Linked DNA regions of Homo sapiens: regions 1, 2, 3, 4, 6 and 7 are each linked to region 5. Evidence: chromatin contacts called from ENCODE Hi-C or POLR2A ChIA-PET data. All regions are on one chromosome and are shown on one strand. The core of a region is the stretch at or near the end of the contact, and the rest is flanking DNA. Distances in the headings are between cores, read along the strand shown.

The links. Hi-C counts contacts between places; a loop is a spot of excess contacts on that map. ChIA-PET counts read pairs that join two places held with the same protein, here RNA polymerase II (POLR2A). Pooled maps may share reads with other maps.
Region 1: a map of tibial artery shows a loop between it and region 5 (11-fold over the local background). The contact joins the promoter of PIAS4 here to the promoter of NCLN in region 5. A Hi-C loop is called at or near these places in 1 of 168 maps with a recorded cell type or tissue (tibial artery), 1 of 37 single-sample maps with no recorded cell type and 7 of 50 pooled maps.
Region 2: a loop to region 5 is called in a pooled map, with 7 times the contacts of the local background. The contact joins the promoter of DAPK3 here to the promoter of NCLN in region 5. A Hi-C loop is called at or near these places in 2 of 37 single-sample maps with no recorded cell type and 7 of 50 pooled maps. POLR2A ChIA-PET finds 5 or more read pairs at or near these places in 1 of 52 experiments (H1).
Region 3: a loop to region 5 is called in a pooled map, with 5 times the contacts of the local background. The contact joins the enhancer-like site here to the promoter of NCLN in region 5. A Hi-C loop is called at or near these places in 1 of 37 single-sample maps with no recorded cell type and 4 of 50 pooled maps. POLR2A ChIA-PET finds 5 or more read pairs at or near these places in 4 of 52 experiments (activated naive CD4-positive, alpha-beta T cell, activated naive CD8-positive, alpha-beta T cell, naive thymus-derived CD4-positive, alpha-beta T cell and 1 more).
Region 4: a pooled map shows a loop between it and region 5 (6-fold over the local background). The contact joins the promoter of OAZ1 here to the promoter of NCLN in region 5. A Hi-C loop is called at or near these places in 5 of 50 pooled maps. POLR2A ChIA-PET finds 5 or more read pairs at or near these places in 2 of 52 experiments (activated B cell and activated naive CD8-positive, alpha-beta T cell).
Region 6: a pooled map shows a loop between it and region 5 (16-fold over the local background). The contact joins the promoter of PLEKHJ1 here to the promoter of NCLN in region 5. A Hi-C loop is called at or near these places in 8 of 50 pooled maps. POLR2A ChIA-PET finds 5 or more read pairs at or near these places in 3 of 52 experiments (CD4-positive, alpha-beta T cell, Panc1 and naive thymus-derived CD8-positive, alpha-beta T cell).
Region 7: a map of CD8-positive, alpha-beta T cell shows a loop between it and region 5 (9-fold over the local background). The contact joins the promoter of LSM7 here to the promoter of NCLN in region 5. A Hi-C loop is called at or near these places in 1 of 168 maps with a recorded cell type or tissue (CD8-positive, alpha-beta T cell), 1 of 37 single-sample maps with no recorded cell type and 5 of 50 pooled maps.

What each region holds. Positions count from the first base shown.
Region 1 is chr19:4,005,569-4,009,772 of GRCh38, forward strand. PIAS4 (protein inhibitor of activated STAT 4) reads left to right here and starts at 2,168. Exons shown (of 11, transcript NM_015897.4): 1 at 2,168-2,219. The coding sequence starts at 2,193. RefSeq lists enhancers at 1,194-2,085, 1,602-1,731, 2,086-2,976 and silencers at 1,932-2,231, 2,262-2,321.
Region 2 is chr19:3,969,227-3,972,989 of GRCh38, forward strand. DAPK3 (death associated protein kinase 3) reads right to left here and starts at 1,873. Exons shown (of 9, transcript NM_001348.3): 1 at 1,695-1,873; 2 at 448-603. The coding sequence starts at 509. RefSeq lists enhancers at 295-924, 925-1,556 and silencers at 445-739, 1,728-1,857.
Region 3 is chr19:2,618,505-2,622,261 of GRCh38, forward strand. The region is part of intron 2 of GNG7 (G protein subunit gamma 7); the gene reads right to left. Among named protein-coding and RNA genes, the nearest start is that of MIR7850, 10 kb to the right of the region's middle. RefSeq lists enhancers at 667-961, 2,294-2,593, 3,473-3,672. Within about 2 kb of position 2,392, at least 25 of the 41 ENCODE cell types and tissues checked have a DNase peak (open chromatin) inside an H3K27ac peak, as active enhancers do.
Region 4 is chr19:2,267,776-2,271,653 of GRCh38, forward strand. OAZ1 (ornithine decarboxylase antizyme 1) reads left to right here and starts at 1,711. Exons shown (of 5, transcript NM_004152.3): 1 at 1,711-1,969; 2 at 3,610-3,755. The coding sequence starts at 1,824. LOC105372240 (a long non-coding RNA gene) reads right to left here and starts at 1,478. Exons shown (of 2, transcript XR_936242.3): 1 at 1,327-1,478; 2 at 718-1,097. RefSeq lists silencers at 1,278-1,767, 2,733-2,792, 3,003-3,202, 3,213-3,552 and an enhancer at 1,410-2,024.
Region 5 is chr19:3,184,595-3,188,351 of GRCh38, forward strand. It overlaps NCLN (nicalin), which reads left to right and starts at 1,336. Exons shown (of 15, transcript NM_020170.4): 1 at 1,336-1,620. The coding sequence starts at 1,437. RefSeq lists enhancers at 414-1,296, 603-742 and a silencer at 1,253-1,822.
Region 6 is chr19:2,234,870-2,238,924 of GRCh38, forward strand. It overlaps PLEKHJ1 (pleckstrin homology domain containing J1), which reads right to left and starts at 1,460. Exons shown (of 6, transcript NM_018049.3): 1 at 1,286-1,460; 2 at 1,054-1,121; 3 at 893-959. The coding sequence starts at 1,379. SF3A2 (splicing factor 3a subunit 2) reads left to right here and starts at 1,955. Exons shown (of 9, transcript NM_007165.5): 1 at 1,955-2,032. MIR6789 (microRNA 6789) reads right to left here and starts at 1,057; the gene lies at 960-1,057. RefSeq lists enhancers at 1-264, 267-875, 1,484-2,092, 1,671-1,720 and silencers at 901-1,530, 2,141-2,240.
Region 7 is chr19:2,326,245-2,330,281 of GRCh38, forward strand. It overlaps LSM7 (LSM7 homolog, U6 small nuclear RNA and mRNA degradation associated), which reads right to left and starts at 2,342. Exons shown (of 4, transcript NM_016199.3): 1 at 2,317-2,342; 2 at 2,143-2,233. The coding sequence starts at 2,322. SPPL2B (signal peptide peptidase like 2B) reads left to right here and starts at 2,440. Exons shown (of 15, transcript NM_152988.3): 1 at 2,440-2,531. The coding sequence starts at 2,466. RefSeq lists silencers at 1,347-1,446, 2,467-2,726 and enhancers at 1,717-1,776, 2,057-2,711, 2,147-2,196, 2,207-2,256.

The DNA.
Region 1 (4,204 bases), core at 918-3,417, 820 kb after region 5:
CATTGCATTCCAGCCTAGGCGACAAATGTGAGACTCCTCCTGGAAAGAAAGGGAGAGAGAGAGAGAGAGAGAGAGAGAAAGAAAGAGAGAAAATAAAATAAAAGAGAAAATGGGCTGATAGGGCTCCCTCCTGGTTTTCCCAAAGGTCAGATAACAACTTAGCTTCGTCATTGTGACTTAGAATCTGAGTGTGACTAGCTGCATTTTGTTTATTCCTGTGTCTTGGTGCCTAGCACAAGAGTTTAGTCTAAAACAACCGCCTCCTATAATTTTGTCGCCCAGGCTGGAGTGTAGTGGCATGATCAAAGCTCACTGCAGCCTCCAACTCCTGGGCTCAAGCGATCCTCCTGCCTCAGCCTCCTAAGTAGCTGGGACCACAGGCGCACACTCCTACGTCTGGCTCTTTACTTAAAATTTTGGTATTTCAGGCCGGGTGCGGTGGCTAACACCCATGATCCCAGCACTTTGCGAGGCCGAGGCCGGTGGATCACCTGAGGTCAGGAGTTCATAGACCAACCTGACCAACACAGTGAAACTCCATCTCTACTAAAAATACAAAAATCAGCTGAGCGTGGTGGTGCCCACCTGTAGTCCCAGCTACTCGGGAGGCTGAGGCAGGAGAATCACTTGAACCCGGGAGGCAGAGGATGCACTGAGCCGAAATTGCGCCACTGCACTCCAGCCTGGCGCCACTGCACTCCAGCCTGGTGACAAAGCAAGACTCCGTCTAAAAAAAAAAAAATTAGCTGGGTATGGTGGTGCATACCTGTAATCCCAGCTACTCGGGAGGCTGAGGCAGGGGAATCGCTTGAACCCAGGAGGCAGAGGTTGCAGTGAGTGGAGATCGCTCCATTGCACTCCAGCCTGGGCAACACAGCAAGGCTCTCAAAAAAAAAAAAAAAAAAGGCTGGGCATGATGGCTCATGCCTGTAATCCTAGTACTTTGGGAGGTTGAAGCGGGCAGATCACTTGAGGTCAGGGGTTGCAGAAAAGCCTGGCCAAAAAAAAAATTAGCTGGGCGTGGTGGCAGTCGCCTGTAATCCCACCTACTTGGGAGGCTGAGGCAGGAGAATCCCTTGAACCCGGGAGATGGAGGTTGCAGTGAGCTGAGATCGCGCCATTGCACTCCAGCCTGGGCAACAAGAGTAAAACTCCGTCTCGAAAATAAATAAATAAATAACAATTTGGTATTTCATCCATCATGGACTCTTTTGCACTGATTTTTTTATGTTTAAAGTGTTGGACTAGCCAGGTGTGGTGACTCGCGCCTGTAATCCCAGCACTGTGGGAGGCCCAGACAGAAGGATCATTTAAGCCCAGACATTCGAGACCACCCTGGATAACATAATGAGATCCTCGTCTCTACAAAAATAAAAATAAAAAATAAATTGCACTAAAATACTTGATTATTGAAGTTTGAAATCCACTTCTACGGGCACGAAGCCACTTAGCTCCAAAGCCAAGGAGCGCTTTGGAGAAGAGGTCCCAACTGGTGCAGATCCAAGGTTTCCCATGGGTGGGGAGGCAGGATGGGGGGGGCGCCTGCAAAGAGGTGAGGGCTGTACGATCTCCAAGGAATTTGGGAGCAGGGGTCCCGCTTTTCTCCGCCGGGCGCCCCCAGCCAGCTGGTTGCCGAGCCCACGCCCCATCTGCACACCAGGACCCGGATGTGCAGCGCGCGGGGTGTCTGGGCCCGTGGAGCCTGCACCGCGCTGCGCTGCAAGGCGCCTCACTGTACGCACTGGCGGCCGTTGCGGCGGAGCAACCATCCCCTGCCCGACGCCGCCGGGAGTCTGGAGACGCACCTGGCGGCCGCCGCGCGCAGGAAGCCACGGCACCTAGCTGCATTGTTGTCGCTGCCACCGCCCCCTCTCGCCTTCCCTCCCTAGAGGAAACCGAGCACCCGTCCCCACCTGCGCAGGGCTAGTACCACTTTAAGGAGTCAGGCGCCGCCGGGGTAGGCGTGGTCGCCGCGAGCGGGGGGGGGGGCGCTGGTGTAGGACGGACCTGATTGGCCGGAGGCCCGGGCGGTGGCCGCGCGCGCCTGCGCAGGAGGCAGCAGCGCGCACCGGCGGCGGGAGGAGCGCGCGCGGGTGCTAATTGGCCCGGGCGGCGGCCCCGCCCGCGAGTGGTGAGCGGTCACGTGACGCGACGGCTGGGGGCTCCCGGCGCGGGGGACGCTGGTGACCAAGATGGCGGCGGAGCTGGTGGAGGCCAAAGTGAGTGAGCGGTGGCGGCGCCGGCCGGGGCAAGTGGGCGAGAGGGCGGGGGCCGGGCCGCAGGTCGAGGTCTGCGCCTTCTGTCCGGGGCCCCACAGCGCGGCCGGCCCGCGGCTCGCCGTCCCGGCCCCCAGACCCCGACCCCCGGTCTCAGGGTGAGGGCGGGGGGCGGGGAGGCCGGGGGCGGGGCCCTCCTGCCTCACCCAGGTCTTCGCGCCGGGGGTCGCTCCCCCGGCTTCAGGCAGGGTCCCCCCACCCAGCCCGAGCCCTTAGGGTCCCGGTCCCTGAGCGCCAGGCCAGGGCCGCGCCTCCCGGTTGAGGCACCGTCCCGCCGGGATGCGGGACGTGTTGAGCTACTCGTTGCCCTCTTGGTTCCGAGCCGGGGTCCTTGCTTTTTGGCTGGTGTGTTGGGGGGAGTGTCTGCGCCTCCCCGCCCACAGGGCTCCCAGGACTGCTATCTGGGTCTCGTCCCCGCCCAACAGGCCAGGCTGGGGTTTGCGAGTCTCCTGCTCGGAAGGGTCCCCCGAGTCCTGGATAGTGTCCTGCCACCGTCCAGGTGGAGGAGTCAGGGCCCTGAGACCACCCCCAAGACACGGCACGTCCTCTTGGGGTCTGGAGTTCAGGCTCGGTCTTGAGCCCCTCTTCAGCTCCTGCATTGGTCCCAGAACCCCGCCCCCTTCCCGACACCGTCTCTCACACGCCGGAGTGGGCGCTTGGGGGAAGGCTGGGCCCTCCCTTTCCCTCCCCATAGGATGGAGTTCGGACCACTCTTCTTGGTCACAGACCTTCTTTATTCTCCTTTTTTTAATCTTAAATCCTGGACTGTGCTTTGGTCCTACCTCGTTCCTCTCGGGACAGAATCTGAGGCTACTGATTCTGCTTCAGGGGGCTCTAAACCTCACCTGTGCAGCATCAGATACTGTCCTCAAACCTTGGCTGCTTCTCCTATTTTCTGCTCTTGAGCGAGTCTACTTCTTAGGTCAGACACCCACCCTCCCCCTACACAGCCCCCAGAACTTTTATGCACCCCAACTTTGGTTTCTAAGGTCCCCTCTCTTTCTGCCTATTCTCTTTTGTTGATCTCTGGAGGGTCCCCACTGGGTCCAAGGCTGGCCTCTTTAGAACAACTGTTGCTGCTGCTCTATTATACTTTGGGTCCTGTCCAGGTCCCATGTCCCATAGATACCATCTCCTAGCTTGGAACCACTTTTAATCATCCTGGGATTGAGCTCAGAGTATCCCCATTCCAGGGGATGTACCTTCTTGTAGGTGCCTACCTAGAGCTGAGGGTCTAAAACCCTTAGAAGTGCCCGCAAGGCCACGGCTTCCGGGGAGGTTAGGGGACCTCTCCCTCCCCCATCCCCTTTCACATCTTCCCTCCCCACGGTCCTGACCTGTACGTATCTTCTTCTCGGTCCTCTCACATTACCCCCTGGGATCTGAAAACACAGCACTCAGGGCTCTGTGATTATAGCATATACCTCTCTTCGCCTCCCAACCCTACACCCCTGCGCACACTTCTGCTCCTCTCTAGAGTTTTGAAAAGTGGAGACTCGCCCTGGAGATGTGGAGGCCTGAACTCTGTAAACCCAAAGTGGCAGGCTCTGGGCTTGAAGTGTCCTGGAGTCCTGAAATGTAACCTCCCGTTTCGGGGCTTGGAGCTGTGACCCTGGACCCCAACCCCCACCCTGGCTGAGGGCAGGGTCTGCACTCTTTTGTACCATCCAGGCCTTGAAATATGATCTGATGAACTTTCCTTAACCCTCTGGTGGCTGGGCCCCCCCCCACCCCAATTAAATCAAGTTGACCCTTCTTTCAGGTTCTCTAAACCGTGAGCCTCCATTCAAGGGGGCCTGGACCCTGGGGAACCTTCTTTCTCCTTGAGTCTGTTGCTACCTCTCCAAGTACCTTAAATGTCATTGAAACATCCCCTTCTTTACAGGGGCCTTCCCCAGCCTGTCATATTCATGGCTGCAGATTCTGTC
Region 2 (3,763 bases), core at 623-3,122, 790 kb after region 5:
CTCCTGGGCTCAAGCCATCCTCCCGTCTCAGCTTCCCTAGTAGCTGGGACTACAGGCATGAGCTACCACACCTGGTTAATTTTTTTTCATTTTTATTTTTTGTAGGGATGGAGTCTTGCTATGTTGCCCAGGCAGAAGACACATCTTTTAATAACAAAAGCAGCTGGCATCTGTTGCTCTGGTGCCCCATGCCAGGCACGGTCTTGGCTGCTGTAACGGCTCAATTACTTTTCTCCCCACAGGAAACACACAGAGGATTCCCAAGCAGGAATTCACAGCCGGGGCTGTCTGACTCCACGGCCCAAATTCGTTCCCCCACCGCATGATACTGACTCATTCCTTCTCAGCATACAGGATAAAGAACAGGAAAGGAGAGCTGCTGTTCAGAAAACCCCACAGCGCCTCTCTCCTATCCCTGGAGCCCAGCCGTGCGGGCAGACAGCTCACCTGCCCAGCTCCTCCCCCATCTCATAATGGTCCTCCACGTCCTCCTGCCTGAACGTGGACATGGCGGCCGGTCCGCCTTCCAGCAGCTTCCACTCCAGGGAAAGTGCAGTCACCGCAGCCTGGAGATAGGACCTCAGGAGTCCCCTAATGGCAACCCTGGAGAAGACAGGGAAAGACAGAAGTGAGGAACTGAGACACCACCCTTTTCTCCTAGATTAATGGACAGACCTGTCCAGCAAACACAAGCCTCCCACCTCTCCACTCTGAAGCTCCAAACTCGACAAAAAGAGGTGCTGTGTTTACTGGGCTGGGTCCTGTCATGTCACCTCTTAGAGCCCCATAACCACTCAAAAGTTTGGTAACAGCCCCACTGGGCCACCTTCACCCCGCAAAACTCTCTCCAGACACATAATTCTGATTTCCCCGACGCTGCCTGCGTCTTTTTTTGCCTCTCACTCCTAGACTTCTCTCAACCTGCTCAGCCAAAATCCCCCACCATTCCTGCACGTTCTCCTCAACCTCAAATCCCAGGGCTACCTTACTCCCTGGCCAATGTCTTAACGAAGTTCTCAAGTCTACTTCTTTTGTTGTTGGTGTTGTTGTTTTTTGAGAAGGAGTCTCGCTCTGTCGCCCTGGCTGGAGTGCAGTGGTGCAATCATGGCTCACTGCAGCCTGGAACTCCAAGGCTCAAGCGATCGTCCCAGGCCTCCCAAAGTGCTGCCATTCCGATCAAAATTCCCAAGTTACTACCTTAACCCCTCCTGGTCCTTGCCCTCGGCAGGTCTCTTAAGACCCTCATCGATGGAACACCCCCGCCCACCCCCAACCATCTCTGACTCCCTCCAATTCTGAATTTTCCAAGAACCGGACGACGCCTTCCACGCTCCTGAAAGCCCACTTTGCCTCCCTCCCCCGCTGACCTCCACTGTCCTCGCAAGATTAACCTCTTCCTCCACGCTCCATGTATCAAAGTCCCCCAACCGCCGTCTCCCCTACCCCCCAAAACGGGCCGCCAAAAAGGGCCCCATCTGAGTCTCCTCCACCGTCCTCTGCCCCTTCTCGCCCGCAATCTCCGCACAAGCCCCTAGGCAGACCCCAGTGGCTCCCTTTGCAGAACCTCCCCCCGCCCCCAAGGCCTTGCCCATCCCTAAGGCTCCGCTCCAGCATCCCTGGGGCCGCTACGCCCCTCGCACGCCCGGCCGAGCCCTTTCCCCGGCCCGGTCACCCAGATGGGTCCCCAAACCTACCAGCTCCTCAGATTCTCTCCCTCCCTCGTCCTCCGCGGGCCCCCGAAGCGCCGCTCTGGCCCCACCCAGCCCTCCAGCCTCGGCCCGAGCCCGCTCTTTACCCTCCGCAGCCCGGAGAATACGGCCGGCGCCGCCGCGCTGGCCACCGCCGCCGCCTCCAGAAGCCCCGCGCCCCTGCCGCCGCGACGCGCCTGCGCCGACGTCACCGCACCCGCCAGTGCCCACCCCCGGGAAACGAACCCCGCCGCCTATTGGCCGGTGCGCCCGCCGCTCGTGCCGCACCTCGACGTCCCGCCCCCAGCTGCCTTTTCGGCACCCACACCCGGATGCAGCCTCACCACTGGCTGAACACTCGCCATCCCTGATTTCATTGGCTGCAGTCGACGCTGGTCAAGCGGACGGAAAAAAGGCCGACTTCCGGTCCCTTCATCGCCCCGCCCGCCTCTCCTCTGACCCAGGTGCTGAAGCTGCGAGAAGTGAGGCTGAAGCCCTGCATCCCGCTTCCTGCCTTCCTGGAGCACCGGTTGGGCGAATGGATGGCTCACCTGTGGCCGAGCGCGCCTGGCAGCTCCTGGAGTGGACCCTGGGACTGCTTTAGTCCCTATGTGGCAGTTTCCTCCACTGAAAACTGTTACCCACATTCTAAATACTTAAAATGCAAATGAGGTCAATCTGGGGTTGTCATACACAGGGTCCCTCTTCGTCTCAAAATAGAGGGTAACAGCAAGCATTTTATTGAGACATAGTATGTGCCAACTGACAACACTGGGAGGTATCAGGTTTGTTTTTTTTTTAATTTTATTTTTTGAGACAGGGTCTCACTCTGTCACCCAGGCAGGAGTGCAGCGGCGGTATCCAGCTCACTGCAACCTCCACCTCCCGGGTTCAAACGATTCTCGTGCCTCAGCCTCCCAAGTAGCTGGGATTACAGGTGCCCATCACCACGCCCGGCTAATTTTTGTATTTTTAGTAGAGACGGGGTTTCACCATGTTGCCCAGGCTGGTCTCGAACTCCTAAGCTCAGGTGATCCGGCACCTCAGCTTTCCAAAGTGCTGAGATTACAGGCGTGAGCCATTGCGCCCGGCCTAAATTCATTTTTTATTATTATTTTGAGACGGAGTCTCGCTCTGTCACCCAGGCTGGAGTACACTGGCACAATCTCGGCTCACTGCAAGCTCCACCTCCCAGGTTCACGCCATTCTCCTGCCTCAGCCTCCCGAATAGCTGGGACTACAGGCGCCCGTCACCACGCCCAGCTAATTTTTTGTATTTATTAGTAGAGACAGGGTTTCACCGTGTTAGCCAGGATGGTCTCGATCTCCTGACCTCCTGATCCGCCCGCCTCGGCCTCCCAAAGTGCAGGAATTACAGGCATGAGCCACCTTGCCCAGCCTTTTTTTTTTTTTTTTTTTTTTTTTGAGACAGTCTCCTTCTATCGTCCAGGCTGGAACGCAGTGGTGAGATCTGGGCTCACTGCAATCTCTGCCTCCTGGGTTCAAGCGATTCTCCTGCCTCAGCCTCCCGAGTAGCTGGGACTACAGGTGCACGCCACCACTCCCAGCTGATTTTTGTATTTTTAGTAGACGCAGGGTTTCACCATGTTGGCCAGGATGGTCTCAATATCTGTGATCCGCCGGCCTCGGCCTCTCAAAGTGCTGCGATTACAGACGTGAGCCACAAGCCGGCCTTTATATTTTTTATTTACATTTTCAACGTACAATGGGTTGGCCAGGTGTGGTGGCTCACGCCCGTAATCCCAACAGCTTGGGCAGCCAAGGCGGGCAGGTCACTTGAAGTAGGAGTTCAAGACCAGCCTGCTCAACATGGTGAAACCCTGTCTCTACTAAAAATACAAAAGTTAGCCAGGCCTGGTGGCACATGCCTGTAATCCCAGCTACTCGGGAGGCTAGCGCAGGAGAATTGCTTGAACCCAGGAGGTGGAGGTTGCAGCGAGCCGAGATCATGCCACTATACTACAGCCTGGGTGACGGAGGGAGACTCCATCTCAAAGAAAAAAAAGTGGCAGGGCATGGTGGCTAACGCCTGTAATTCCAGCATTTTGGGAGGC
Region 3 (3,757 bases), core at 1,142-3,641, 570 kb before region 5:
CACCCACCTAATTTTTGTATTTTCAGTGGAGACGGGGTTTCGCCATGTTGTCCAGGCTGGTCTCGAACTCCTGACCTCAAATGATCCACCCGCCTCGGCCTCCCAAAGTGCTGGGATTACAGACGTGAGCCACCGTGCCCAGCCTGTTCTATTTTTTTTTTAATAAACAATTTTATTTGGAGTAATTTTAGATTTACAGGAAAGTTGCAAAGAGAGAGTCCCCGCCCACGCCTCACCAGCTTCCTCTTCAGGGGCCACCCTGTGTAACCACAGGGCATTGCTCACAGCTGGGGAACGCTGGCACCTTCCTAGTAACCAAATGCCACAGCGATTCAGCTTCCCTCAGTTTTCCCCTCACGACCTTTCCTGCCCCATTGTGACCCCATCCAGGAGCCCATGTGGCATCTGACCGTCCCATCTCCGTGGGTTCCTCTGGGCTCTCAGTTTCTTGGTCTTTCTTTGGTATTTCCATGAACTTTTTTGTTTGTCTCTTTAAGAAAACGGTTACTATCCATGAAAAACAAACAAACAAAAAATGTCATTCTGGCTACCCTGAGAGCTTATAATTGCTATTTTAAAATGAATGAATACCTATTTGATTGACATTTTCTCAGTTTTGATTTCAAATTCAACAAATATCCGTAAGTAGAAGGCATATAAACAAAAGCTCCTTGGAATAATCGTCAGGACCAGAGAGTTTGAGAACCTTTGTCCTAAGCCAGGGGTTAGCTAACTACGGCCCCTGGACCACATCTAGCTGACTGTGTGTTTTTGTAAATAAAGTTTTATTGGCACACGGCCACACCCACTTGTTGACATATTGCTTGTGGTGGCTTTCCCGCTACAATGGCAGGCAGAGACTGTCCAGCCTGCAAAGGCTAAAACATTTGCCATCTGGATCTCTGCAGAAAAGTTTGCTACCCCAGGCCTCGCACATAGTAAGTTCATAGCAAGTATTTGTTTATAGTAAGGCTGAGCCCTAATCAGGGTGAAGGGCAAGGTCAGACATCGGAGGACCACTGAAATGTCCATTCTGTCCCACCTGGTACAGCAAACGCCACCATGGAGCAGGACTCAGCCATGAAAAGGAACAAGGCTCTGATGCCGGCCACAGTGTGGATGGACCTTGAGGACATCACACTCTATGAAAGGAGCCAGAGACAGAGGGCCACGCAGTGTGTGATCCCATTTCTACGAAATGTCCAGGACAGGCCCATCCATGGGGACAGGGAGGGGATGCGTGTGTGGCAGGGCTGCCGGGGGGAGATGGGGAGTGACTGCTCATGGGGGACAGGGCTTCTTTTGGGGGTGATAGGATGTTCCGGAATTAGATAAAGGAGATGGTTGCACAACTCTGTGAATGTAAAAACCGCTGAGCTGCACATTTTTAAAGGGTGAGTTTTACGCTGTGTCAGTTATATCTCAATAAAGCTAATCCTAGCATTTTGGGAGGACGAGGGGGGGGCGCGGATCACCTGAGGTCGGGAGTTCAAGACCAGCCTGACCAACATAAAGAAACCCCGTCTCTACTAAAAATACAAAATTAGCCAGGCATGGTGGTGCGCGCCTGTATTCGCAGCTACTTGGGAGGCTGAGGCAGGAGAATTGCTTGAACCCGGGAGGTAGAGGTTGCAGGTTGCAGTGAGCCGAGATCGCGCCATAGCACTCCAGCCTGGGCAACAAGAGCAAAACTCTGTCTCAAAAACAGAAAAGAAAAGAGGAGAGGGGAGGGGAGGGGAGGGGAGGGGAGGGGAGGGGAGAGGAGAGGACCCTGTAGAATGAAAGAAAGGCAGATCCCCCTGCACCCTGGCTACAGGCCGTCGTCCCGACCCCTCTCTCTGCAGGCAGGTCACTGCCCCCCTCACAAACCTCTGTCCTGATCCCCCAACCCACACACCAGAGCTGGGCCCATGCACCGGGAAACCTGCCACCCCAGGGGCCACTCCAGTCTCAGACCAACAGGATATTAAAAAAGGCGAAACCTCAGAACCGTTTCCTATCGAAACCAATTAGAAAGCTCTTGGGTATGAGTCCAATGTTTTCAAGCAACTAAAGGCAAAAGAGAAGATTTTCAACGAAACATCCCAGCTGGGGGTGAGCTTCTTAGGGTCCTGTCATCGGCCACCCTAGAGGGACCTAGGGGTGAGCTTATGCCGTCAGCACCCCCAGCCAACGTGGGTCGGCCAGTTAGCTGGGCGTGGTGTTGTGCGCCTGTAATCCCAGCTACTTGGGAGGTTGAGGCAGGAGAATTGCTTGAACCCGGGAAGTGGAGGTTGCAGTGAGCCGAAATCGTGCCATTGCACTCTGGCTCCGGGCAACAGAGCAAGACAGCTCTGTGCAGAGAACAGACTCCTGCGGTGGAAATGCTGGCTGCCTTTGAGGCTGGGTTCTGTGACCTTGGGTTTCCCAGCCTGAGCTTCCAGTTTCATTTATAAAAGGGGTGACGTGGCCGCCTTCCTGCAGGCGCTCTGAAGGTGGCAGATTACACAGAGGTGGTACGACTCATACAGGTTTCTGCAAACGGGGGCCCCATCAACAGTCACCTTTCCTTAGCACAGCGCCTTCCTCCTGGGGTGACCTCGCCCCTTCCTGCACACCCCAGGAGCTTCCTGAGACCTGAGTAAAGCTCACTTCCCTTGCAAGGGGTTTAGTGACGTCCCTTCAAAATTCTTGTCCACGGGGAACCTCGGAAAATGACTGTTACGGACTAATTGCATTTGCTTAAAACTTATGTTGAAGCTGGATGTGGTGGTCCACACCTGTGGTCCCAGCTACTCGGGAAGCTGAGGCGGGAGGATTGCTTGAGCCCTAGGATTTCAGGGCTGCAGTGAGCTATGATGCTGCCACTGCACTCCAGCCTGTGCAACACAGCAGCAAGACTCCAGACACAAAAAATTAATTAAAGAAAAATGGCTGGGCACAGTGGCTCACTCCTGTAATCCCAGCACTTTGGGAGGCCGAGGTGGGCAGATCACCTGAGATAAGGAGTTCGAGACCAGCCTGACCAACATGGACAAACCTCATCTCTACTAAAAACACAAAGTTAGCCGGGCGTGTTGGTGCGCGCCTGTAATCCCAGCTACTCGGGAGGCTGAGGCAGGAGAATTGCTTGAACCTGGGAGGCAGAGGTTGCAGTGAGCCAAGATGGCACCACTGCACTCCAGCCTGGGTGACAGAGCAAGACCTCATCTAAAACAAACAAACAAACAAACAAACAAAAACAAAGAAGGAGACACAGAGAGACAGCAGAAAACAGAAGCAGAGACTGGAGCAATTCGACGGTAAGCACAAGCCAGGTTTGCCAGAGCCCCCAGAAGCCAGAGGACGCGGAAGGATCCTCTCCTGTAGCGCCCAGGGGAGCACAGCTCTGCAGACAGCTTGGTTTAGTACTTCTGCCCTCCAGAACCGTGAGAGGACACACGTCTGCGGATTGATACTTCCGGGTCTGTGGTCACCTGTTATGGCAGCCACAAGAGGCTCGTCTGCCCCTTTTCTCTCCCCTTCCTTCATGCTGATCACCACGGAGGAGTGAGTTCGATTCCCTCTGCCTGCCCAAAACCCTCATCAACTTTTTTTTTTTTTCTCTCTCTTTTGAGACGGAGTCTTGCTCTGTCACCCAGGCTGGAGTGCAGTGGCGAGATCTCGGCTCACTGCAAGCTCTGCCTCCCGGGTTCACGCCATTCTCCTGCCTCAGCCTCCTGAGTAGCTGGGACTACAGGCGCCCGCCACCACACCCGGCTAATTTTTTGTATTTTCA
Region 4 (3,878 bases), core at 461-2,960, 920 kb before region 5:
TCAACGTGCGCAGTCTCCTGGGACCTCAGCAGGGCAGAGGATCATGGGATGCAGAGTCTCTTGGGGGGGTCCGTGGAATCCCCTAACTCGGGAGTCTCACCCAGGGTGATTCTGCCCCCGCCAAGGGACACTGGGTGATGTCTGCGGATACTTGTGGTTGTCACAACTGGGGGTGCTCAAGGCATGGAGTGGGTGGAGGCCAGGGACGCTGCTCAGCGCCCTGCAGTGCCCAGGGCGGCCCCAAATGTCAACCGCAGGAGTTAATTTCTGCCTCAACACCTGAATAGCGAATGCTCGTAGCAGAGATGCAACAACAGCCTTCTGGTGCAGTACGAAATCTCGAAAGACAGGCAGGCGCGGTGGCTCACGCCTGTTAATCCCCAAACTTTGGGAGGTCGAGGCAGGCGGATCACCTGAGGTCAGGAGTTCCAGACCAGCCTTGCCAACATGGTGAAACCCCATCTCTACTAAAAATACAAAAATTAGCCGGGCGTGGTGGCGGGCACCTGTAATCCCAGCTCCTCAGGAGGCTGAAGCAGGAGAATCGCTTGAACCTGGGAGGCGGAGGTTGCAGCGAGCCGAGATTGCGCCACTGCACTCCAGCCTGGGTGACAGCCAGGCCCGGTCGCAAACAAAACAAAATTAAAACCATGAAAGGAATCAGGATTTGCCAGGAGTAGCATTTTTGCTTGGTAAGAACAAAATTTTGTTTATACATGAAATAAAAAATATTTTATTAAACCTCACTGCAAAGTGGCAACTTTTTGCTAAATTCATAATTTAGTCTACACACAAGCTATGTACCCGTATGTGACTGCCAAGAGTTATATCTTTGCTTATTAAAAGCAAAGTGCAGTTCATACCTGAGATTTTTTTTCTGGATTTAACCAGGAGGGGAAATATTTTTGCTAGGTAAGTCCACATTTTACCTCACAGGCGAAACAGTTTACCGAACTTGACCACCAAAGAAATCGTTTTTTCCTTGGGAGATCCACATTTTAGTTCATACATGAGATGTGTTTCTGAATTTTAACTGCCAGGAGTAGTGTTTTTCCTTAGGGTAAGTTTCAGTTTCCACAGGAAAAATCTGAATTTATCTGCAAGGAGTAAAATTTTTGCTTAAGTCCAAATTGTACACGAAATATTTTACTAAATTTGAATATCTTTAACATTGGAAGTTCTTTTTTTTTAAACACTGGAAGCATTTTAAGAACTGCAAGACCAAATTTAAAAAAATAAAACCAGTAATATCATCGATGATTACCAGGTGTTACTGGAAATAATTCTGGCGCGGTTGGACAACCCCCCAAGCACCCGGGGGCCTACCCAGGGGAGGGGTCCCGCTGCGTGAAGGGACCCTAGGGAGGGCGACGTGGACCACGACAGACAAACGGGCACTCGAAGACCCCCGAAAATCGGCCCCAGCGAGCCGCCCCCGCCCCCAAGGCACGATTGTGGGGGCGGGGACGGCTCGGGGCGCGCGCAGCGCGTACCCGGCGCCACGGCAGCCCCGCCCCCAGAAGGACGCGCGCAGGAGGGGGCGTGGCCCGAGGCTCACCAACCAATCTCCAGAGAGCCTCTTCCTTTCCCTTTCCCTTTCACCAATCAGGCGCTGGGAGGGGCGGGCGCGACTTTTTTTCCCGGCGGCCCCGCGGCTCTGCCCCTCGTGCGGTCGCGTTCCCGGCGGCGCGGGGGGCGTGGCCTGGGCGCAGCATCTATAAAGGCGGGCGGCGGCAGAGGCGCCATTTTGCGAACGGCGAGCAGCGGCGGCGGCGCGGAGAGACGCAGCGGAGGTTTTCCTGGTTTCGGACCCCAGCGGCCGGATGGTGAAATCCTCCCTGCAGCGGATCCTCAATAGCCACTGCTTCGCCAGAGAGAAGGAAGGGGATAAACCCAGCGCCACCATCCACGCCAGCCGCACCATGCCGCTCCTAAGCCTGCACAGCCGCGGCGGCAGCAGCAGTGAGAGGTAAGTGCCCCGCCCCCGTCCGAAGCTTCCAGAAGCGCCGGCCGCGCAGGCCTGCGGGGGGCCGTCCTCGGGGCGCCAGATAGGTCCCCGGCGCGCGAGATCCGCCCCTTTGTCAAGGCCAGAATCGCGCCGGGGACGAGGTAGGCGCAGGGCGGGCCTGGAGGTCCCCCCCGGCCTTAGCAGTGCTCTCGGGGGAGTCGGGTTTGGGGGGCAAGGGTGCGGAGTTGGATTTGGGGGGCACCGTCCGGGGCGCCTGATTTGCGGGAGGGGCATGGGTCGGAGGTCGGATTTGGGCGCAGGACGGGGAGTCGGGGGAGGCGTGTGTCTTTTGCGGGGTTCGCGGGATGGGACTCGGCTTCGGAGGAGGGGAGAGGCTTCTGGTCGAGGGTTGGATTTGCGGGGCGCAGACTGGGAATTCGGTTTGGAGGAAGGGTGTGCGGTCGGGTCGGATTTGGGAGGCGCAGGATGGGGCAATCTGGTTGGGGGCGGGGTCGGCCTTGGGGGGCTGGTCCGCGGACAGGCAGGGCCCGCGGGGCTGGTGAATCTGCACTTTTCGGTCCCGGCCGTCGAGCGTGCGCTGCGGGAGCGGGGAGCGCTTTGCGGTGGACGAGCTCCCGCGGGTCCCTGTTGCCTCGATGTGGCCCCTGCACGCGACGGACCTCGTGGGCCCCGTTTTTCGCCCCTGAGCGAGTCGGTCTGGATGGCCCGGGACGCGCCGGGCGAGGCCGCGCACGTAGACGGCACCCAGGGCTTCTCCGCGGGGGCCGCCGGGGAGCTGGGGGTGGCGCACTCCGACAGCCCGGCAGCGCCCTGGGAAGACCCCCGCCGCTTCCCGGGAAGACGCGTCCCGCTTCCGGGGGCGCGGGTGCCAGCTGCGGTTGTGGGGGAGCCCGCGGGGTCTCGGTCGAGCTTTCCCGACTGCGTCCCCCGAGGTGGGCGTCGCTCAGCCCCGGATCGGGAGGTTGGGCCGCGGTGCTGGCGGTGCCGCGGTTTGGGGGCCGTGCAAAATGGAGGCAACTTTGGGGCCTGTTTACCCTGCGCAGCAAATGGCTGCTGGCGCTGCCGGCTGCGCGATTGTGAAAATCTCCCCCGGGGCGCGAGGCCGCGTCTGCCTGGATGACGCAACCGGGAGGGCCCGGGCCTGGAGCGGGGGCGGGGGGGCGGGCGGCCGGGAGCCGGAGCGGGGCGCGTCCTCCATGAGGTCAGGCTAGGCCCGCCCGGTCTTCGCGGGGACAAGCAAGAGTCCCAGATTTTGGCCGTAGTGCAGGGTGGAAAGGGGAAGCCGCGACAGAACTGAAAAGGGGAAGCGCTGGCTGTCTTGGTGGCCGGGGGGTGAGGCTCTGCCCCGGCGGGGCTGCGTGAGGGGAAGGGGCCCCCCGCCCTGGGAAGGTTGGGCTGTCCTGGGCGGCGCCGCCCGAGGAGTCGGGGCTCAGTGACTGCTGCCCTTGTAGGTGCTTGGGGCAGGCGTTGGAGCTGCCTTCGGGAAGCCTCGGGGGTGTGGGACCGGGTGGGCCCCTGCCTGGGCGGGGCGGGGTCTTTTGGCCGAGGCAGGGGTGGGGATGTGCTGAAGGCCGCCCGGACGCCCTGGAGGGGTCTCCGCCCGGAGCCTGGCGCTGCCTCGTGACCTGCATCATCTTCAGTTCCAGGGTCTCCCTCCACTGCTGTAGTAACCCGGGTCCGGGGCCTCGGTGGTGCTCCTGATGCCCCTCACCCACCCCTGAAGATCCCAGGTGGGCGAGGGAATAGTCAGAGGGATCACAATCTTTCAGCTAACTTATTCTACTCCGTGAGTATGGGGCCGGGCCTGCTGGGGCTGCTCTGGGGCCACAGGTACTTTCTTGTGCACCTTGCTGCCCGTACCTGTGATTGAATGTAATCGTGGGAACCCTGAGTTTCATCAGAGCCGGCG
Region 5 (3,757 bases), core at 86-2,585:
CCAGCAGCACACTCAGAAACTCCCTTTCTAGCCGGGCGCGGTAGCTCACGCCTGTAATTTACAGCTACTCAGGAGGCTGAGACACAGGAATTGCTTGAACCCAGGAGGTGGAGGTTGCGGTGAGCTGAGATCAAGCCACTGCACTCCAGCCTAGGTGACAGAGACTACATCTCAAAAACAAACAAACAAACAAACAAACAAACAGAATTCTCACATGCTGCTGGCAGGGAGAGTGCTTGATTCTTTATCATTATATCTGAGGAAACTGAGACTCTGAGAGGTGAAGCGACTTGCCCAAAGCCACACAGCTGGGAAATGGAGGAGTTGGGATTTGAGCCCAGGCTCTTAATCGGCACCAATGCCACTTCTCACTTGGGACAGAAAGGAAGCCCTGACTCCTTAGGCAGCTGTACGGAGCCTGGGATGATAACGTGCTGAGAGCCAGGGCTACTGTCTGCTGCACCCTGGGGCTCAGTCTCCCCATCTGTACAAAGGGACGTTCCTTAGGTACCTCCAGCCCTGAGACACTGGGTTTTAACTTTAAATTTCTGATGAACAACAAATACTTTTTTAGTATAAGTATGCCCCAAATATGAATAAAGATAAATATAAATACCTGCCACCGACCCCTGCACAAACCGCAGGTTCCAGACTACAAGTCCCACAACCCACTGCGGCCTCCCTTAGGAACTGACTATCATGACTTTCTATTTTTCATTCATTCATTCAAAAATGGTATAGGCCACCCGCCGTGCGCCAGGTCTTGTGCTAGATGCCGGGGATACATCATATGCACAAAACAGACAAAAGTTTTTGCCTTCGTGGAGTTTGACATCTACATCCTCGGGAGTTTTAAGTGATTTTTGTTTTTCTCAGCAATTTCTGCCAGGACGACTACAGTTCCCGTGACCCTTTGTGTGTTTGACGGGACTACAACTCCCAGAAGACCTAGCGCGCCAGGCAGGCACTTCCTTTTCTCTTTATCCCCAACTTCCTTCCAGGTCGCAAGGTCACGTCCTGTCCCCACCTTTCGCCCCTCACCCTAGCTCCCCCAACGCCAAAGACAAGGTTAAGAAAGTGATATCGCGAAATAGTTTTTTAAAGCATTTTATTGCATTTTATGACTTGGAGTTTATGTGAAACCTCAACGGTATTAGCCGAACAGCCTGCCGCACCTTCCGGGAGTTCCAGAGTGGGCCTACAACTCCCACAGGGCTCCGCGAGCGCCGGACGGACGGACTACAATTCCCGACAGGCAGCGCGGCTGGCGGGGCGGTTCGCCGCGGTGCCCACAGGACCTCAGGGCGAGTGCGGGCTGCCCCGCGCGGCGCCCGCAGGACCCCGGCGGCTACCCATGCCGAGGTGAGTCCGCGGGAGCCGCCGCCGCCGCCGTCCCGTCCCAGCTGCCGCCCCGCGCGGCCCCGCCGCCGGCCAGGATGCTGGAGGAAGCGGGCGAGGTGCTGGAGAACATGCTGAAGGCGTCTTGTCTGCCGCTCGGCTTCATCGTCTTCCTGCCCGCTGTGCTGCTGCTGGTGGCGCCGCCGCTGCCTGCCGCCGACGCCGCGCACGAGTTCACCGTGTACCGCATGCAGCAGTACGACCTGCAGGGCCAGCCCTACGGTGCGTGTCCCCGGCCCACCCTCGGGGCTCCCCGGGCTCCCCGGCCACGCCACTCCGGCCCGGCGATCCCCAGGCCGATCCCTAGCTCCGGCCTGGGCTGCCCGACCCATGCTCAGGCCCCAGGCGAGGCAGAGCCCTGCCGCCCTGGACCCCCGGGCGCCCTGGAATCCCTGCTCTCCTTGCCTAGCGCCCAGGGACCCCCCGCGCTCGCTCCCACAGCCCCCGGCCCCTGCCTAGGTCTCCCTGCCCCGGAACCCATGGCCGGGCCAAGCGTCCCGCGTCCCTGGAGCCCTAAGTCCCCTCTCTCCTGTCCCCAGCTGGGCCGGCGTCTGCCTGCCTTGCCGAGTTTCTCCCTCCTGGGCCCCCTCCGCCCCTTAGGCTTCCTGGTCCGGGCTCACTTGAGCAGACGCTCCCGTCCTGACCTCCAGCTCCCAGGGTCCTGTTCTGGAGACCATCTGGTTGGTCTCTGGATTCACTGGGTCACGTCCGTGTTCCCAGGCCTCTCGCCTTTAGCTGACTGCGTTTGGAGTTAAAGGTCCCTGCACTGATTTCTGCCAGGCTGAGCCACCCGACGCGGTGGTCCAGCATTCCCCACCCCCTCCCACGGCCCTGGGTGCCAAGTGCATTTTGTCCAGTGCCCAAATTCAACTCCCCTGAATTTTCTCGCTCTAGTCACCGGCCCCCACGTCAAGGGCACATTTGTCCCCAGACCCCTGACGCTCTCTGGTCCCAGTTCGTGAGTCATGTTTCAGAATCTGCTAGCCCAGCTTCCCTGGTCTCCTCCCACGTCCCCAGTTCAGTCCACTCGCCTGGGGTTCCCTTTGACCCCCTTTCTGTCCCGCCTTTGATGCATACCCACGCCCTCAGCTCAGCCTCCTCACACCCACTTCCCAGAACCCCACTTGTTCCATCTTTCCAGGATTTCCTCTTCCCTTTCCAAATTCGCACCCCCTTGCCCTTGCATTCTGCAAGTCTCCCACTCAACAGCCTCGCCCCCTCCCGTCGTGGCCCTGACCCCAGTGTCTAGACCATTCCACATCCCCTTGTCTTTGCCTGGCTATAGCTGTCCCTGACATTCCAGAACCTGGTCCCTGGTTTTTCTTCTTTTCAGCCTGGCCCCTCAGGTCCCTGGAAGTCAAGGCCTGGCCTTCCCTGTGAAGGAGTCCCGTCCGCTTGTTCTCCTGGCCCCCTTAGTTCCCAGCCCGGATTCTCTTGGATTGGTCCCTCTCGTCACATCTCAGGCTCAACCTGAGGCGCGGGGACCCCCAGCTTCTGCCAGCCCTTGGGGAGCCCATCTCTGGAGATGGAACCAGACTTTGGCCTCAGGTCCCATTTTGCCCCAGAGTTACGATTTTTTTACTTAGAGCCATTGTTGTCAACCGAGGGGACGCTGGGTGATGTCTGGGGACATCTGTGGTTGTCACGACCACGGGTGCTCCTGGCATGGAGTGGGTGGAGGCCAGGGACGCTGCTCAATTCCCTGTAGTGCCCAGGACGGCCCCACCCCAGAGAACGATCCGGCCCTAATGTCCACAGTGTCCAGGGGAAGCGCCCTGGGGCCACAGTGGTGGTGTATAAACCCAAGGCCCAGGCTCTGGAGGGTGGGAGTGGAAGGCCAGAGGCTCCTCATGCAGTGACCGCGTTTTCCGTGCTGCTTGGGATTTTCCCGGGGGAAGGGTCCTGACGGGCACCATCCTGTAGAATCGCCTCCATCTTTGCTGCCTGGCACAGGAGCCAGCAGCCACAGGAGGCTGCCGAGCCCCCAAAGCGTGGCCTGTGCAACCGGGGGGCAGGATTTTCAGCGCTGCTTGAGGGTAATAAACGCAAGTAGCCACGCGTGCCTGCGGCTCTCATAGCGGCTTCCGTGGGGTTTCCAGGGCAGTCTGCACCCCAAAGACCCCACTCCTAGAGCTCGAGATACCCTGTTCACACTCTTGGCATCTCCTGCCTGGTCCTCCAGCTCACCCGGCCTCCCTCCAGCCCCCCGGGCAGGTGTGATCTGGTGGCTGCTACACTGTCCCTGGGCAGGTGTGGGCCCCCTTTCTCTCCCCAAGAACCCACCCAGGGAATGCATGTTGGCGGCTCCCTACACTGTCCCTGGGCAGATGTGGGCCCCCTTTCTCTCCCCGCAAGTCCG
Region 6 (4,055 bases), core at 210-2,709, 950 kb before region 5:
CGTGCCTGTAGTACCAGCTACTCGGGAGGCTGAGGCAGGAGAATCACTTGAACCCGAGAGGGGGAAGTTACAGGGAGCCGAGATTGCACCACTGCACTCCAGCCTGGGCGACATACCAAGACCCTGTCTCAAAAAATAAGCAAATAAAATAATAAAGTGAAGTAAAAAGGGGTTGTCAGGGTGGGCCCTAAATTCTGCTTGGCGTCTGTGTAGAAGGGGAAATGTGGGCACAGACGTGATGCAAGGAGGACAAGGTGACGCTTCCACAAGCCAAGGAACCTGGAGGATACTGGCCACCACTAGGAACTGGGAGATTCCCCTCGGCCTCAGAAGGATTCGGCCCCACCCACACCTTCATCTAGGATTTCTGGCCTCCAGAACTGTAGAGAATGTTTCTGATATTTAAGCCACCTGGCCTGTGGAATTTTGACAGCCACTCTGGGCAAACTAGCAGGGACTCCATCTTTCCCCGCAGAAGGGAATCTCTTAAGACCCAGGAGAACACCCCCCTCTCACTCCTCCTACCCCCACCTGGGATTTCCAGCCCGGGGCCATATAACAATGCTAGACCCATGCTACTCTTGGCAGCTGGGGAAACGCTTTGGGTGGGGCTGGCCCACCTGCCCTGTAAGTACAGCCTGGGCCCACAGGGAACAAAGAGCAGAGTCTGGGAGGGACCCAAGCTTAAGTGGACTCGGCAGGTGGGAAGGGTGGTGCCCGCCAGGAGAACTTGACCTTGAGCTGCCCGTGGACAATGCACTCTTGTGTTTGAGGAGGGTGGCGCCAGGCTGGGGACACAGAGGAGACCTTGGGCGCCCGGGGAGGGGAAAGTGCGGCGCTGCGGGTGCCCCGGGCTGCGGGAAGCGCCGCTGGCTTCCCTAGCCCCACTCACTGATGGAGAAGGTGCCGGGCTCTTCCCGGACGACTCTGCAGCGCTCCAGCAGCAGGGCTCCGACGGGCTGGAGGAGACACGGGCGCCGGGACGGGGCAGTGAGCACCCGGCCTCCGAGGGGCCCAGCCTGGGACCCGCCCGCGCGCCCGGGACGCCCCTACCTCGGCCTCGTCTGTCCGAAAGTAGAAGAGGAAATTCACCACCAGCTTCACCAGCCGCCGCTTCAGCACTGCGGGCACAGCGCGCACTCAGGGGCGCAGGCAGCCCCCGCCCGGACCCCGGCCTCCCGTCCCCGGCGCCCCGACCCGGACTCCGGCCTCCGGCACCCCCGCCCAGACCCCGGCCCCGGCCTCCCGCCCCTGGCACTGTCTCGGTCTCCCGGGTCCCGCTCACCGCTGCCCTTCTTGGGGCCCCTCATGCCCAGCTCGGCCGCCATCTCGGCCGGCTGCCGGGACAGAGCCTGCAGCTCCTTCTCGTTGTACCGCATGGCTCCGCGGGGAACGGGAACCCGGGCCGCGCCCTCCCGGCCGCCGTCCCCGCTCAGGCTGGGGCCGGCGCCAAAAATGTCTCAGGGCGCAGACACGGAAGCACCCCCAGGGCTAGTGCGCCTGCGCACCTTGGGCCAGCCATGCCGCCCGCCTCCGCTGCGTGGCGCTGGCGACCCGTGGCTGCTGGCGTGGGCGGGGTACCGGTTGGTAGGAGAGACGGACCGTTGTTACATAACCATTAAACTGAAATAAACCGGACCAAGGTGGAACAGAATCAAGGCACCCCAGCGATGGCTGGCACCCCTTTCTAGAGCGGCCAGGCGCAGGCGGAGGGAGCGATAACGTCGCCCGGAGAGTGTCAGCCGCTCCCTCGCGAAAGTTGGCCCCGTGCGGCCGCAGCGGACCGAGGGTTCGTTGAGAGCGTTGTGCGCACGCGCAGTTTGCCTTCCAGGCCGCGCTTTCAGCCTCTCCCCCTCCAGCCTTTTCCTTCGCGCCTCGGGACCCTCTGACTCACGCCGCTGGGCGGGCCAGGCATGCGCACACCAGAGGGCCCGTCTCATTTGCCCCGGAAGTGCTTTCTTTGCCCGCCGTTCGCCAAACGAAGTCGTGGAGGTGGCGAAACGAGGAGGAGATAACGCGGCCTTGGGCTCTGGTGAGGAGTAGAGGCGGTTGAGGGCGGCGGCCGACGCGGACCGGGGGTTCCCTGGGGGACAGCGGACGTAGGAGAGAGGCGCTTGCGACAGGCCGCGGGCCGAGGGTGGGGCGGCGGCGTCGCTCCCCTCCCTCCTCCCGTGAGCGTCCGGCCTTGTGCATCCTGAGGCCCCGCGCTGGGCGGGCCTGGAGGGTCGGGCCCGCCAGGAACTCTATTTCCAAACTCCTGTTGGGAGGCCGCGCGCGGGGCCTCACGCCTGTAATCTCACTGCTCAGGGAGGCCTTGGCGGGAGGATCGCTTGAGGCCAGGAGTTCGAGACCAGCCTGGACAACACACCGAGACCCCCATCTCTACAAAAAATTTTAAAAAATTAGCCAGGAGTGGTGGTTGTACCTGTAGGCCCAGCTACTCGAGAGGATCGCTTGAGCTCGGAATGTCGAGGCTGCAGTGAGCCATGATCCCACCACTGCACTCCAGCCTGGGCAACATAGCGAGACCCCATCACTGCAAAAAAAAAAAAAAAAAAAATTAGCCGGGCGTGGTTGGTGACGCGCGCCTGTAGTCCCAGCTACTCTGGAGGCTGAAGCGGGAAGATCGCTTGAGTCCAGGAGGTCGAGGCTGCAGTGAGTTGTGATTGTGCCGTTGCACTCCAGCCTGGACAACAGAGCAAGACCCTGTTTGACAAAATAAAAAAGAAACAACCAAGATTCGTTGGGGTCGAATCGGGATCGCGGCTGAAATGGTTTCGGCCGCCTTCCTTGTAGCCGAGAACGCTTCTGTATGCTCATCTATACCTGTTAGTTGACTGGGGCTCTGTGATGTAATTCCTGTGAGCCTCAGTTCCCTTAAAATGGGAGTGACGGCTTCAACATCATGCCAAAGGCGACCAGAACACGTTAGCTGGCCCCATTTTGCAGGTGCACCCCGCTGTGACCGTTGTTCTTGTGTATCCTTGGACGACACCAAACAGCCAGGCGGAGCTCTGGAAAATAGGTTGTTGGCTAGGTTAAGGAGAGAACGGTGTTGCCACGAAAAACTAATTCCTTCTCAATGGTCTAGTCCCAGGTCCCAGAGGCCACTTTTCCTCAATTCTTAAGCTCATTTCCCCTGGTCGTCATCGGTTTTTTGTTTGTTTTGAGACAGGGTCTTGCTCTGTCACCCAGGCTGGAGTGAGTGCAGTGGTGCAATCACAGCTTACTCCAGCCTCAAACTCCCATGCTCAAGCCATCCTCCTGCCTCAACCTCTCGAGTAGCTGGGATCACAGGTGCTCACCACCATGTCCGGCGAATTTTTGTATTTTTTGTAGAGACGAGGTTTCGCCATGTTGCCCAGGCTGGTCTCGAACTCCTGACCAGGTGATCCACCTGCCACGGCCTCCCAAAGTGGTAGGATTACAGGCATGAGCCACTGCACCCGGCTAATTTTTGTATTTTTTGTAGAGATGGGGTTTTACCAGGTTGGCCAGGCTGTCCCCTGATCTTTACCTTAGTAAGTAACAGATTTCTTCATGGATTTATCAATTTGTAGACATCATCTGCTGATTTCTTGTCACGGCTGTTGAGATCTTCTCCCTCCCATCCACCCACTGCACCTTCACCTTCCATATCCTGAATGAGTTTATGTCATGAGCATAGTTGGTCATTGGTTGTGTTTTCTAAATAAGATGCAAAATATTGTTGGCTGCTAAAACAAGTAATATGTTCAGCTAGGCTTTTCTTGTACCATTCTATCTTCCCTTAAAGCTAATTAACTTTGTTTTTACCATGAGCCTGATTTTCTTTTACCTGCTGTTTGTTTTTTCCCCACAAAGCTCCCACCTCTCACACACCTATCAGTTGTATTTTGCATAGGTTTAAATAAATTGATCTCCCCTCACCACTTCCCTCCAAGACCCCCTTATCCTCCTCCTCCAAATGGGACTGGTTGTGCTCTGACCTGGAAGTGGAGCTGTTGTCCCAAACCTTCCTGTCCTTGCTCCCCTGTGCTGACCTCTGTTTCCAGTGTGGTCATCTCTTTCCCTTC
Region 7 (4,037 bases), core at 1,092-3,591, 860 kb before region 5:
GAGAAACACCCTGGGTGGGCCTGACTGCATCAGGTGAGCCCTTCAGGGACCAAACCCTTTCTGCTTTTTGTGTGTGTGTGTGTGTGTGTGTGTGTGTGTGTGTGTGTGTGTGTTTGAGATGGAGTCTTGCTCTGTCGCCCAGGCTGGAATGCAGTGGCGCGATCTCAGCTCACTGCAACCTCTGCCTCCAGGGCGATTCTCCTGCCTCAGCCTCCCAAGTAGCTGGGACTACAGGCATGCGCCACCATGCCCAAATAATTTTTGTATTTTTAGTAGAGATGGGGCCTTGCCATGTAGGCCAGGCTGGTCTCAAACTCCTGAACTCAAGTGATCTGCCCGCCTCAGCCTCCCAAAGTGCTGGGATTACAGGCGTGAGCCACAGCGCCCAGTTAATTGTTGTACTTTTAGTAGAGATGGGGTTTCGCCATGTTGGCCAGGCTGGTCTCGAACTCCTGACCTCAGGTGATCCACCTGCCTTAGCCTCCCAGACTGCTGGGATTAAGGCGTGAGCCCCCGCACCCGGCCCCAAACCCTTTCTGAAAGATGATTCTCCCACTGGCCCGAATAACTGAATATGGACAAATGTCAGCTCAGCCTGCAGCACTGTAGGGGCAGACCACCACGGTGGAACAGAGTCCCGAGCTGGCAGCGTCCGGGAGCTGCAAGTGTCCCTAGCCAACACTGGCCAGAACGGGGACCCTGGCCCTGCAAAGGTAAGGCACTGAGCTCTGTCAATAACCAGTGGGCTCAGAAGAAGACCCCAAGATGATGGACCCCAAAAAACAACCCTCAGTTACAACCTCCTGAGAGCCCTTGAGGCTGTGGTACCCTGGCTCCTGACTCACAGATCCTGTGAGATAATAAAATGGTGCTGTTTCAGCTGCTAAATGGGTGATTTGCTATGAAGGGCAGAAAACAAAGGGAAGCAGTGTGACCAGCAAGAGCGGCCGCTCACTCATGTCCTTCCATGTCCGGAGTCAGCATGGTGTAGACTGAGAAAACATTTTATTCATATTCCTTTTTCTTTTTGTTTTGAGACGGAGTCTTGCCCTATCGCCAGGCTGGAGTGCGGTGGCACAATCTCGCCTCTGGGGTTCAAGCAATTCTCCTGCCTCAGCCCCCCGAGTAGCTGGGACTACAAGCGTGCGCCACCATGCCCAGCTAACTTTTTGTATTTTAGTAGAGACAGGGTTTCACCACGTAGGCCAGGATGGTCTTGATCTCCTGACCTCCTGATCTGCCTGCCTCGGCCTCCCAAAGTGTCAAGATTAAAGGCATGAGCCACTGTGCCTGGCCTCCTTTTTCTCTTTTGAGACTGGGCCTTGCTCTGTGGCCCAGGCTGGAGTGCAGTGGTGCGGTCATAGCTCACTGCAGCCTCAAACCCTAGGGTGAAGCCACCCTCCTGCTTCAGACTCCCAAATTGCTGGGATTACACACGTGAGCCGCCCCGTCCGGCTGGGGCACTGTGATTTTTAATAACTCTCATGCCACCCAGTTGTCTACAATCCAGGGACAAAGAGGTTTGGGTCCCCGTCTTACAAAAAAAAGAAACCAAAGATCCAAGAGGCTATTGAATAAGTGACGTGTTGTCTGACTGCTTACTTCCTGCTGAGAGCTGCCTCAATTACATTACATGCCTGTAACCATTCATTCTCACCACCCCCTGTGAAGTGGGTGGAGTTACCAGCCCCATTTGACAAATGAGGAAACGGAGGCTAGGAGAAGGCAGCTCACTTGCCCAGTCAAAAATGCTAGGCTGGGCATGGTGGCTCATGCCTGAAATCCCAGCAATTTAGGGGGCTGAGGCAGGCAGATCGCTTGAGGCCAGGAGTTTGAGACCATCCTGGCCAACATGGCCTCTCTACTAAAAATACAAATATTAGCCGGGCGTGGTGGTACACATTAATTCCAGCTACTCGGGAGGCTGAGGCACAAGAATCACTTGAACCTGGGAGGCGGAGGTTGCAGTGAGCTGAGATCGCACCACTGCACTCCAGCCCGGGTGACAGAGCGAGACTGCGTCTCAAAAAAAATAATGAAAATAAATAAAAGAGGTGCTTCCGCATGCGTCCTCATCATCTCTGTTGCTGGGTTTATTTGAAATTTTTAAAGAGGGGGTACCGACAGCGGGAGCCTCCTCACCTTCGCGGCCTCCCTGGAACTTTACCCGGATCGTCTTGTCGATGTACTTGGACAAGTCCAAGATGCTCTCCTTTTTCTTCTTCTCCTTATCCTGCGGGGAAAGCAGAGCGCATGAGACCTGGAGCGCGGCCCGAGCTCCACGCCCCCCGGCTCCAGATTCCGCCGCGCGCTCACCGCCATCTTGTCGCGCCGTGTGGCTCTTCGCAGGCACCGCCCCGCGCCCTTTGACCTCCCCCACGCGCATGCGCGGCGCATGCGTGGCCCGGGGTCTCGGGGCGTTGCTGGGAAACATCTGCCGTTGGTTGCGGCGGGCACCGGCCGACATGGCGGCAGCGGTGGCGGCTGCGCTGGCGCGGCTTTTGGCGGCCTTTCTGCTCCTCGCGGCCCAGGTGAGCGCGGCACCGGTCCCGACGGCACCGCGGGCTGCGGCCCTTCGGCCTCTCTGTCCCCGGGCTACGCGCAGGAACGACCCCGCTCGGCCCGTCTTGGGGGTCCAGCCTCGGGGATCCGCCGTCCCCGCGTTGTCGGCCGGCGGTGCCGGGGCTCGGCCGTGACCTTGCGGGTCTGTCCCCGGCTCCTCTCCTTTCCCCGCCTCGGAGGCCCTCCGCCGCTGCAGCGCCACTCACTTCCCACCGGGTCTGAAATTTGTGCCCCCTCCATCCTCCGGTTCTGCTTCTCCGTTTCGGGGTCTCCAGTTGCCGCCGGGGACGCCTCTCTCCGGCTCTGTGGCCTTGAGCAGGCGGCTGCCCACCCCTCTCCGAGCCTCAGTTTCCCCTTAGGCGGAACGGGCACGGTGCTAAGCTAACCTCACCCTAGGGGGTGCGGTGGGGGAACCCAGAGGCGTCCCGCGCGTCCCCCAGTAACTGGCAGCATCCTGGAGCGGCCAGGAGTCCAGCCCTGCACTGGGGTCGGATCCCCGCTCCATCTTTTACTCCGTGACCTTGGACGATGGAATTCGTGTGCAGAAGGAGGACCGACTATGGTGTGGATTCTGGAGGTTCTGTCCAGGGTGACCAGCGCCCAGGGCCAACAGGCCTTCATTATGTTCATTGTGTGTCATTTGATGTAAAGAGTGTCAGGTTCTAGTGGGGACAGTCTACGAGATCGCACTGTCATAACTGCATCTTTTATTTTCTTAATTCCAAATCTTCCCTCTCTCCTGAGTTCGGTGGCTCAGGCAATGGAACCTGGAGCAGCCCCACAAATGCAGCCCTTAACCTTCACTACCCCCTCAGAGTTCTCACTCTTAAGGCGTCGCCGCCACCTGGCTCCTCAGTCTCCACTCCTCCAGCCCCACCGCTATCCCTCTGCTGTGGCTGCCTTTGTCCACCACATCCCCAGTCCATCCTCGACACAGCAGGGGTGACCCTTTCAAAGTATGTCAGACCGTGTCGCATCCAGATGAGTGCGCCGTCCAGTTGTGACCTGGCTGCTGGGGAAGCCTGCAGCTCATTGCAGTCGCTTCACTCTCTAGTCTTTTCTCTTACCCTGAGATGCCCCTGGTCTCTGCAAGGCTGTCGGGCCCCCTCGGAAGCTTTCTGAGAACCCCAGTCCTACCCCCAGCTGCTCTGTCAGCCCCCTTTGGACTCCCCCCATTCTGCAGCCAGGCACCTAGAGCTCCCCAGACATTTGGAAGGAGGGGGAAAGCCAGAGGTGGAAGAAAGATCACAGAACTCTGTGGAGAGAGGGACTCAGTTTGCCTGGGAAGGCTTTTCCGAAGCAGATCTATTTTTTTTTTTTGAGACGGAGTCTCGCTCTGTCGCCCAGGCTGGAGTGCAGTGGCATGATCTAGGCTCACTGCAACCTCTGCCTCCCGGTTCAAGCAATTCTCCCACCTCAGCCTCCCGAATAGCTGGGATTACAGGTGCATGCCACCACTCCTGGCTAAATTTTTT